Regions from separate parts of the Homo sapiens genome. Here all the other regions are linked to region 4. Evidence: chromatin loops called from intact Hi-C (ENCODE). Cell type or tissue: PC-3. All regions are shown on one strand.

What was found. A loop is a pair of places that touch in the nucleus more often than their neighbours do. Peaks named below come from ENCODE experiments on the same cell type or tissue, not always from the same donor. Only the 100,000 strongest peaks of a DNase experiment are listed, where the experiment ranks them.
Region 1: a loop joins it to region 4, with 5 times the contacts of the local background. A loop is called at or near these places in 7 of 110 quality-filtered maps.
Region 2: it touches region 4 in a loop (4-fold over the local background); 4 of 110 quality-filtered maps call a loop at or near these places.
Region 3: it touches region 4 in a loop (3-fold over the local background); 2 of 110 quality-filtered maps call a loop at or near these places.

What each region holds. Positions count from the first base shown.
Region 1 is chr12:58,528,562-58,531,061 of GRCh38, forward strand. No RefSeq gene overlaps it. Among named protein-coding and RNA genes, the nearest start is that of LINC02388, 250 kb to the right of the region's middle. In PC-3, no CTCF peak of the experiment used is centred here; DNase peaks (open chromatin) are centred at 900, 1,560 and 2,290; H3K4me3 peaks cover 907 bases; H3K27ac peaks cover 2,500 bases.
Region 2 is chr12:59,085,951-59,088,450 of GRCh38, forward strand. All of the region lies in intron 3 of LRIG3-DT (LRIG3 divergent transcript), which reads left to right. Among named protein-coding and RNA genes, the nearest start is that of LRIG3-DT, 170 kb to the left of the region's middle. In PC-3, a CTCF peak has its summit at 1,337 (motif pointing left); no DNase peak of the experiment used is centred here.
Region 3 is chr12:58,508,072-58,510,571 of GRCh38, forward strand. No RefSeq gene overlaps it. Among named protein-coding and RNA genes, the nearest start is that of LINC02388, 270 kb to the right of the region's middle. In PC-3, no CTCF peak of the experiment used is centred here; a DNase peak (open chromatin) is centred at 1,290; H3K27ac peaks cover 2,500 bases.
Region 4 is chr12:58,424,388-58,426,887 of GRCh38, forward strand. No RefSeq gene overlaps it. Among named protein-coding and RNA genes, the nearest start is that of LINC02403, 340 kb to the left of the region's middle. RefSeq lists enhancers at 695-1,642, 1,647-1,726, 1,907-2,026. In PC-3, no CTCF peak of the experiment used is centred here; DNase peaks (open chromatin) are centred at 1,254 and 1,824; H3K4me3 peaks cover 1,718 bases; H3K27ac peaks cover 2,500 bases.

The DNA of each region.
Region 1 (2,500 bases), 100 kb after region 4:
GTCTTCCTGCTGTATATCCTTTCAGCTTCTCTCATATTTCACCTTCCCTTTCCTCTTCCAGCTTGACCCTCCGTGGGGCCATCTGTGTGACTCCTTGGAATCTCCTGTGATAAGATGTGGGTTCTCTGTCAACAGCCTTTGGACCTGGTCTAGAACTTCTAAGCCAGGAGCTGCCCCCACAGTGAGAGGTGGACAGTCCAGCCAGATTCTTTTCACCCCTATCAGGTCAGACAGTTTCAAATCTTGCTGTAACACCAAATTCACCCATGGGAACCTATAAAACAAAGGGAAATGAGGAAGGTAACTTTTATTATAAGACTGTTTGGAGTCTGCAGAAATAGAATGAAGACTACAGTGGAACAGAGATCTCACAGTAACTGAGCAGGCTTTCCTGACTCTGTCCTAACAACTGGCCACTATTTTGAGGTGAAAAATGGTCTCGAGCAGAGAGATGTCTCAGATGACTATGTATATAGTTGATTCCCATTATTTGAGAAATTGGTATTTGTAAGTTTTCCTACTTGCTAAAATTTATTCATAACCCCAAGATCAACACTATTAGTGCTTTCATGGCCATTCAAGGACATGTGCAGAGCAGGAAGAATTTGAGTCATCTGAAGCACATGTTCCCAGCTGAGGTCAAGCAAGGCAATGCTCTGTCTTCTTGTTTATCTTTTATATTGTAAACAAGAGTCCTTTTCTCAGTCTATTGAGTGCCATTTTTTCACATTTGTGCTTACTTGTCGGTGATTTCAGTGTTTAAAATTGTCCCCAAGTGTAGTGCAGAAGTGTTGTCTATTGTTCCTCAGTGGAAGAAGACTGTAATGTGCCTTACAGAGAAAATACATGTGTTAAATAAATTTCATTCAGGCATGAGTCATGGTGCTGGTGGCTGAGTTCAATGTTAATGAGTCAACACTATATATTAAATAAGATGTATTTAAACAGAGACACATGAAACAAGGTTCACAAAAGTGTGACTAGAGGCTTGCAGGAACCTAACACTGTACTTCCCCTAGGAGCAATGGTTTAGTATTTGCTTATTCAGCATTTGTGGTGACTTTATAGAAAACAACAAGAATGAATAATGAGAACTGAGTTGTTTTTTTTGTTTTGTTTTTTAAAAGCAGTCATTTGTAAATCTATTCATATCACATTAAGCACAGTCTGGAAAGAAAATGGTGGTATTTATACAATCTCTAATGAATACAATAAACAAATGTAATTCTTCATAAGACAAAATAATTGTTTACAACTAATTAAAGCCTACTTACCTTCATCGAGATTTAATTTCTCTGTTTGCAAACAATATTAAATTTCAAGGCAAAGAAACAAAGGAAGGCCACCTCTTAATCCACCCCTGCATTTGTGGAGAACAAGGCTATTCCATTTACCATAGAGCTTTGTGAAACATTCATAATTCATAGAAGGGGCCATCTGAAAGCATTTCCCAGAATTGTCACAAAATTCTGCCAGCTCCTGCAGTGATGAAAACGTACAGTCTTGTGAATATGATTAAGGTGCATTGGAATCTAAGGAAACCATCCAATAGCCACTTTGCTCTCTTCACGCTCTTGGAATGTAGTCTCTGGAAGAAAGTCAGTTCTGACAGATGATTTCATGGTGTTTTACTCAGTGTGGGATGTACTTTAGAAGCAGTATATCAAAACCTTGACCTTTATTTCATTTTTTTCTTTATTGTTGATTTAGAAGATTAAAGGCATTCCAAAATCTTTTTCTAAATGTCTTCTCATATATGCAACAAAAAGGATTCAGAAAGGATTTGACACACAATGTAGAAGCATAAATCAGCCAAGGGGAGGATATTTGCAAATTGCTCTCCCCGTTATAATTTCATCTCATTAGGGAAGAAGGGACAGGTGGGTGTGCTAGCAGTTACAGATCAGGAATTGCATTTTCTTTCTAGATTGGTGAGGGATCGTATGGTATGAAACCCCCTTCTGAGAAAGCTATGCAGGTTTTTTATTACACATAAAAATCCTCCTCTGGTGGATTTTTGCAGTTTACAGAAAATGTGTAAACCGAAATTAGAAACTGCTTAGCTTTTACATTTTACTGACTTCTTGGGTTTAGTGTAAAAAAAGAAAGTGAAGGGATTCATGGTACAATTTTTATTTCCTTGATGGATTAAGATGAACATACGGTCTAAAGTAAATTTGTAAAATATATGTATTTAGTCACTGATGTCTAGAATATTTGATAGACCAAGGATGAAGGCATGTGGTCTAGGAGCTGTAAGACCTAATGAGTAATATTTGTGGTCACATTTGTATAACTCTATTGCTAACAAAGCCTGCTTTCTAAATACAGATGTCTTATGTTCAACTCTGAGGTTTTCTGACAATGAACAGGGTAAGTATAATAATCTCAGAATATGCAAGAATATGACAATGAGTATGTGCAGTCATTTAATATTATCGTTTCATCATTTTAATAGCCCTGTGGAGATATCAGTAAACAAGTATTTATTCAGTGCCGC
Region 2 (2,500 bases), 660 kb after region 4:
TAATGATTATGGACGTCTGAATGATGAACATGGATTCTAGTATTGCCTTAGAAAAAAAACCTAAGCTAATACTATTTGCCTTTCAGAAATTTGTTACAATTAGGACATGATTCTGATTTAAATTGTGCTTCAGGTACCATGTTATATGTATACTTCTGCTTATAGGAAATTTGAAATTTTAGCAGTCAAATAAAACATAAATGCTAAACATTTAAACATTAAAGAGCAAGACAGCCACCTTCACCACTTCCAAAAAATATATTTGCAGAGTATTTGCTGATATAGGCAATGCGTACTTAACTGACTAATGTGATTTTGTGTAGTCTACCACCCAGAGATGATTAATTAGGCTACTCAGTGAGGGTCATGCAAACAAGTTTTAACGTTACAGGCTCTCAGGAGTGTGAAGCAGTGTCCTGTTTACATTTCCTGGATGGTTAAATGAAGAGCGGTGTGAAACACTGAAATGAAATACGATGAAACATTTCAAGTTGTGTACCTCTCAAAATGTTAAGAGGGGCTATTATCCCTCAAAGCCTGCAGATTCAATCAATTTCAAATTGTTAAAAGCAGCTGGAAGGAGACGTCTGTCAATGGAGGAGGTGTCTTGTCTGTTGGAGAGACTCACAGACTCTTGGTCTCATTATTTTCAGAACGAAAAGGGAACCACAGCTGTCTGTTCTGATACATCTGATTAAACTGCTACACCAAGGGTCAGAAAGAGATGGAGGAACTCTAAGTTGAGCTTTGGAAGCAATAGTTTCAGGGCATCTATTGACTTTCCAAACTTCTTATTGGGCGGGAAGTATCACAATAATAGGACTTGCCATCAGACATCTGGCATGATCATTGTTGGAACCACATCATTGAAACTGCCTGTCTAAGGATATTTTACTCTTGTTCTCCTCTCTTGCAACTCTCACCCCAATGAATAATATCCAAGAAGAATAAAATGAATTCATTATGGTTTCAAATTGCCCAAGGCAGAAATGTTGCCTTTACATTTCAGAAGAGGAGATAGCACTGGTACCAAATGTATAGAAAGGGTGGAGTTTATCTATTACCAAATCAAATTTAAGTTGCCAAAGGTCTCTTGCCTATCATCTTACTTTTTTTTAGAAAAGTGTCTTAACTATAGCTCTTGTGTCTCTCTGCTGTCACTCAATTCATTCTGTAGAATATAGAGTTCCATATTTTTATTATGATTGGAGTTAAACCACAGACCCTCACAAATTTGTAGTTGGTGGTAGTTCAGTACACCTAAATTAAAAAAATAAAAATAAAAAAATCCACAGTGTATTTTATAGAGCTGCAATGCCCCCTTCTGTCTGCAGTGCCTGGGGTGGAAAAACTCACTTGGGTTTATGAGTTGATTGTGGCAAGTGAAAACAATGTTTATACTTTTCTTATAATGGTTCAACTACACACATGAGAGGGCTGTAAACCAGCAGTGACAGTGATCATTCAAATTCTATCCCTTCTATTCCATTTCCTCATTTGGCCTCCTATAATCTATAGGAAATTAATATAACACTGATGATTGCTGCCATTGGCCAGAAAACCCAATTATCTGTGTGGCTGTGAAGGTGGATTAGTAATGTCCTTTTTACTGTGATATGTAGGTAACCTAAGATGTACATTTAAAGAGCAACAAGTGTGTTTCAGCCACTAGAATCTTGATGGGAATGATTAGTTAGACTTACATGTCTATTTGTCTATCTGCATAAACTTCATTGATTCCCTATAAGACCATGCTATAATTTATAAAACATGTACAGTACAGATTATGTCTTAACTCCTAATAACTTCTCAAAAAGGAATTGATGATACCCTTAGCCAGAACTAATCAGAGAAAAAAATATCTTTGATTTGGTCTGCACTCTCTTTTTTCACCATCGGTTTGGCATGTTTTACTCTGCTTCTCTTACACCCCTTATCAATTATGCCCCACGTGGTTGGCATGCAGTAGTTGTTTCCCTGGGCAAGGCTTTTAATAAATATTACAGAAGATTCTCTGGACTTCTCACTGCATTTGTTCAAAGTCAGATTTTCCATGGAGTCTTCATCAACCATATTTTCAAAGAAGGTTTACGTGTTTCTAATATATTCTGAAAACTAGCTCAAGTTCTTATTGCACAAATGGAGTATGAAAAATCATCTCTTAAGTGTTGCAGGTGTGTGTGTATGTGTGTGTGTGTTTGTGTTGTAAGTGGTATGTCTGTGTGTGAATGGGAATTGAATTTGAATGATGGAGACAGTACAACTGCTGGCTTTGCGTTAGGAGAGGAGAAGCATAATCTAAAATAGTTCTTTCCCATTACATACAAATAATGAATCCTGAGGCTTTCTATGTACCAATATTAATTTCTTGAATTTCAGATTTCTGTGCGCCCTAATTGTGTTGATGACAATAATTATTAGATTGAACCACTTTTGACGTACAAAATGAACTAAAAGATTCATTTATACATTCTTTTAAAATGCAGTTAGGTTTAGAGTC
Region 3 (2,500 bases), 84 kb after region 4:
ATACAATGCATTATGATTTAATAGAATGCTTCACACACTGTACTAGGCCAAACCCTGTACTAGGTAGGCATCAGGAGTAAGAAAAAGAAAGAAAGAAAAAAAATGTGCACAATCTTGTTTAAAAGACAAGAATGACATAGTTGAAATATTTGTAAGTTAAAATGAACATTGTGTGTGTGTGTGTGTGTGTGTATATATAAATATATACACTTGAGATGCTACATTATAAGTGTAGCTGGAATATAGATAAGGGAGATGTTAGTGCTAGCTGGAAGGGTAGAATAAAAGCATCAGGAAAGAAGTGAAGATAGACAGTAGATAGAAAAAAAGGAAAATGTAGAATTGCACAGAAAATGAAAAATCAATTAAATAAGTCTTAATGTAGAATGAATAGATGAGTAAAGGAAAGGAAAAAAATAAAACTGAGTTGACAAAGAAAGAACAAATTTTTAATCTTGGGGAAACAATGACAGATAATTAATTATTCTAATGCAGAGTTTATTTAGAATTCATTGTGCTTTTAACTTATGCTTGAGCTTTGTAAACAAAAAAATTGAAAGTACTAACCATCATTTATATTTTCCCTTGAAACTAATACACAACTGAAAAAAAAGGAGTAAGGTTAAAGCGGGTTTCAAGGTACTTTTGAAGTTTCCACTATTGTGGCAGAGAAATATGTTCACCAAATATTGAGCAACAATTTAACAATTTTGTCACTTGTGCTCAGGGTGATGTTCACATGAGGAAAATATTTTAAAATATTAAAATTGTGTTATTCCTATAGATACACACATAAATATTTTGACTTTAAAAATACATGGCCAATAAATTATGAATATAACATACTGTAAGCGAACAAAAATTCATGGACAAAAATTTCATGATAATGACAATATAAATTTTACATGTCTGAGTTGTCTATTGCTATCTAACAAATTACCCCCAAACTCAGCAGCTGAAAAAAATATTTATTATCTCACAGTGTTTTGTGGATCAGGAATGTGGGAGAGACTTAGAAGGTTCTGATTCAGGGTCTTTCCTGTTATAGTCAGCTGTCGTGAAAATCTCAGCAGAGACTGCAGTCATCTGAAGGCCTGACTGAGGCTGGAAGATCTACTTCCAAGATGGCGTATTCTCACATGGCTGTTGGCAGGAGGCCTTAGCTCCTTTCTGGATGTTAAGTTTTACTCACCACGTGACCTCTCCATAGATTCTCATGATAAAGTAGCTGGCTTCTCTCAGAGAGACACATCCAAGGAAAAAGAAGACAGAAAGGATGCTATCCTTTATAACCTAATCTCAGACATTGTACGTCATCATTTCTGACACATACTATTTGTAGGAAGTGAGTCACTAAGTCTAGCCCACACTCAAGGGATGGGGGAATTAAGATCTACCTCTTAAAGGGAGAAGTAACAAAGAATTTATTGTTGGTATATTTTAAAACCACCACCCACACTATCTTAAATATATATCTCTTTGTATGAATTTACTCAAGAAATAAGTGACAAGCTTCTAATTTCCACATGCATTAAACATTCATGGGGGTAGTAGAATAAATGCATTTCTACATTCGTATGATTCAGACAGACCTTAGTCTTTCACATCCTGTAGACAACAAATTACAACTGAGTTTCACCATATATTGAGTTAGGTGACTTAAATGTTTAAATAAACTCTGAACTTAGACTTATGATTAATCATGTTATTTATATTTGTGAGTTTTGCTCTTGTAATTTAGAGAATAAGAAAGAATAATTTAAATATCTGGTTGCAGACATTGAATAGAGCCAGTCATTATTATTGAGGATTTTATTAAATGCAAATTGACTTCACCATTGAACCGGTAACCTTTTAATAGATAAACAAAAGCACAGCTGCTTATTTTATGCTTTAATAATAATAATGGCATTTTGTGAATATTTGAATTGCTTTTAACCTTTAAGTGTAAAAATCAGTCCCTAACAGGTATGTAAACTAGTAGAATACTATCCCCAACTTGGGTGATGTGTTGGCTAATTGTCAACTCGACTAAGCCACAAGATGTCCAGATACTTGGTTAACTGTAATTTGAGTGTGCCTGTGAGGCTGATTCTGGATGATATTTACATTAAAATTGATAGACTGAGTAAAGCAGATTGCCCTGCCTGATGTGGGTGGGGCCTCATCTAATCAGTTGAAGTTCTGAATAAAATAAAAAGGCTGACCCTCCCTCAAGAAAGAGAATTCCTTCTTCCTGACTACTTTTGAACTGGGATGTTACATTTCTTCCTTGCCTTTAGACTTGAACTGAACATAGGCTCTTCCTGGGACATGAGCCTCCTGGCCTTTGAATTGGAAACCACTGTCAGGTCTCCTGGGTCTCCAGCTTGCTGATTCTTTCACACTGTAGATCTTGGGAATTCTCAGACTCCATGATAGTAATTCCTTATGACAAACCAATGTCTTTCTCTCTCCCACCCTTGAATTGCTTCTGTTTCTCTGGAGAACCCAGAATAAC
Region 4 (2,500 bases):
CTAAAAACTATGAAAGTAAAGAGAAAATCCTTTTTCCTGTCCTACACCTTAAATAGGGAACATATGACTAAAAATATTCAGTCAAAAAGAATTTTTCTGAATTGATGCTGAGTTTCTGTCAAGAAAATTTGTGGATACCATACAAGGGAAAAAATGGGAACATAAAATTCTCACTTTCTGGTGCATAAAGCAGTGGGTTCATTTGTTAATATGGCTTTTAGTTTCATTATCAAAATTTGAACTTTTATGGTACATTAGCTGAGCTATTTCTAACATTCTTCTGAAAATGAGAAGATTCATGTCAAAAATTGGCTGTGACATATTTCTAATAAACAAATGGATAAGTGACTATCAGCTGCCTCTGCAATTCCTACTGACTTGAAAACTGCTTACTTTGAACCATTCAGGATAATTCTAGAAAGTTATAATGATTTTCTGGGAACATGCAAATAATGAAAGTCTGAGAAGTGATTACATTACCATAGTTTTACTCTGGAACTTGGCATAATGAAACTGAAACTTTTGTCAACAGTTAAAAATATTTGAGATTCGCTGAAGCAATCTAGTGCTAATGTCTGGAGTTGACTTTATAATTGAGACAATATGAGCCCTACTGAATGCAGTTATTGTGATAGAAAGCTAATCTAAAGAAAGTAGGAACACAATAGACTGCACACATTCTCAACCAGTTTCAATTTGGTATTTCAGTTTTAACAGTAAAGGTATCAGACTGCTGAATATTTTATTGTTGTGTAACCACCAAGGATACTGTGTAGACAGGTAAGATATTTTAATTTTCCCTCCTCTGGTGAATACAAGACCCATCAATGTCAGGAGTGGCACAGTGCAGCTATAAAGTAATATTTTCTTTTGCATTCCAACAGCAGAAAACATCTCTGGCTGCCAACAGTATCTGTATTTAAATTCTTCAGAATCACAGTTTCTTGTTCTTGCAAAGGACACACATTAGGGCCTGAATGGCCTTTGAAACTCATCTTATTTGTATTTGAGTGAGGGCTAAATTATATATCTTTTCCACACTAGGAAGAAAGAAAGTGGATTAAAGAAGAAAGATAGCTGTTTGAAATGCACAATGCCTTTACTAGGAACTAAAGGAATTGCATTCAATGGAAGCTGAATTTCAGACTAGTAAATGTGTTGGTAATCCTCTCTTTGTTTACTGAAAATGAATCACTTCTCAGTTTCTGAAAGGAAACAAAGAAATGTGCCCTGTGTTTGCAAAGGCTATAAATCCTCTAGTTGAGGCCATTTCAAGCTCACTGAGACTGCTGGTAAGGTTGAGTCATGCTTTCAAGAATGCATGGTGCAGTTTCAAAAAGAAAAAACAAAATGTGTTCCGAGTCAGCAGCGTTGCTGAGCAAACTGATGGTGAGTTTTCTGGAGAATCAGCCTTCAGCTCTGTGCCCACAGTCAGGTCACCCATTTATTCCTCAGAGTCAAATGGCAAATGTGTTCGTGCTGGTAAAGGTCAGTCAACACATTCAACTCTTACCCTTGGAGAGAAAGCTGGAAACCATCTTGGACACTTCTCATTGGCTTAGGAATGTCAGCTGAACTTGGAAACCTGCCCAGACTGTATTTTGCCATGACTGGCAGAGATAGGGTCTCCCACCAACTTCTCAGAACCACACTTGCAAAGATTAACTCTTTTGCACAGGAAACACCAACTTTCTATCTGGCCACATTGCTGCCTGAGACATGGCTTCTATTCTGAAGAGCTGCCAAGAGGGAGACTCTGTATGGCTGAATAGGAACAGCTCTGGTCTGCAGTTCCCAGTGAAATCAACACAGAAGGCCTGTGATTTCTGCATTTCCAACTGAGTGTAAACAAAGCTGCCAGGAAGTTCGAACTGGGCGGAGCCCACCGCAGCTCCACAAAGCCTCTGTAGCCACACTGCCTCTCTAGATTCCTCCTCTCTGGGCAGGGCATCTCTGAAAGAAAGGCAGCAGCCCCAGTCAGGGGCTTATAGATAAAACTCCCATCTCCCTGGGACAGAACACCTGGGGAAAGGGGCGGCTGTGGGCACAGCTTCAGCAGACTTAAACATTCCTGCCCATTGGCTCTAAAGAAAGCAGAGGATCTCTCAGCACAGCCCTTGAGCTCTGCTAAGGGACAGACTGCCTCCTCAAGTGGGTCCCTGACCCCCATGCCTCCTGACTGGGAGACATCTCCCAGCAGGGGTCGACAGACATCTCATACAGGAGAGCTCCAGCTGGCATCTTGTGGGTGCCCCTCTGGGGGACGAAGCTTCCAGAGGAAGGAACAGGCAGCAATCTTTGCTGTTTGGCAGCCTCTGCTAGTGATACCCAGGCAAACAGGGTCTGGAGTGGACCTCCAGCAAACTCCAGCAGACCTGTATCAGAGGGGCCTGTTAGAAGGAAAATTAACAAATAGAAAGGAATAGCATAAACATAAAGAAAAAGGACGTCCACACGGAAACCCCATCTGAAGGTCACTAACATGAAAAACCAAAGGTAG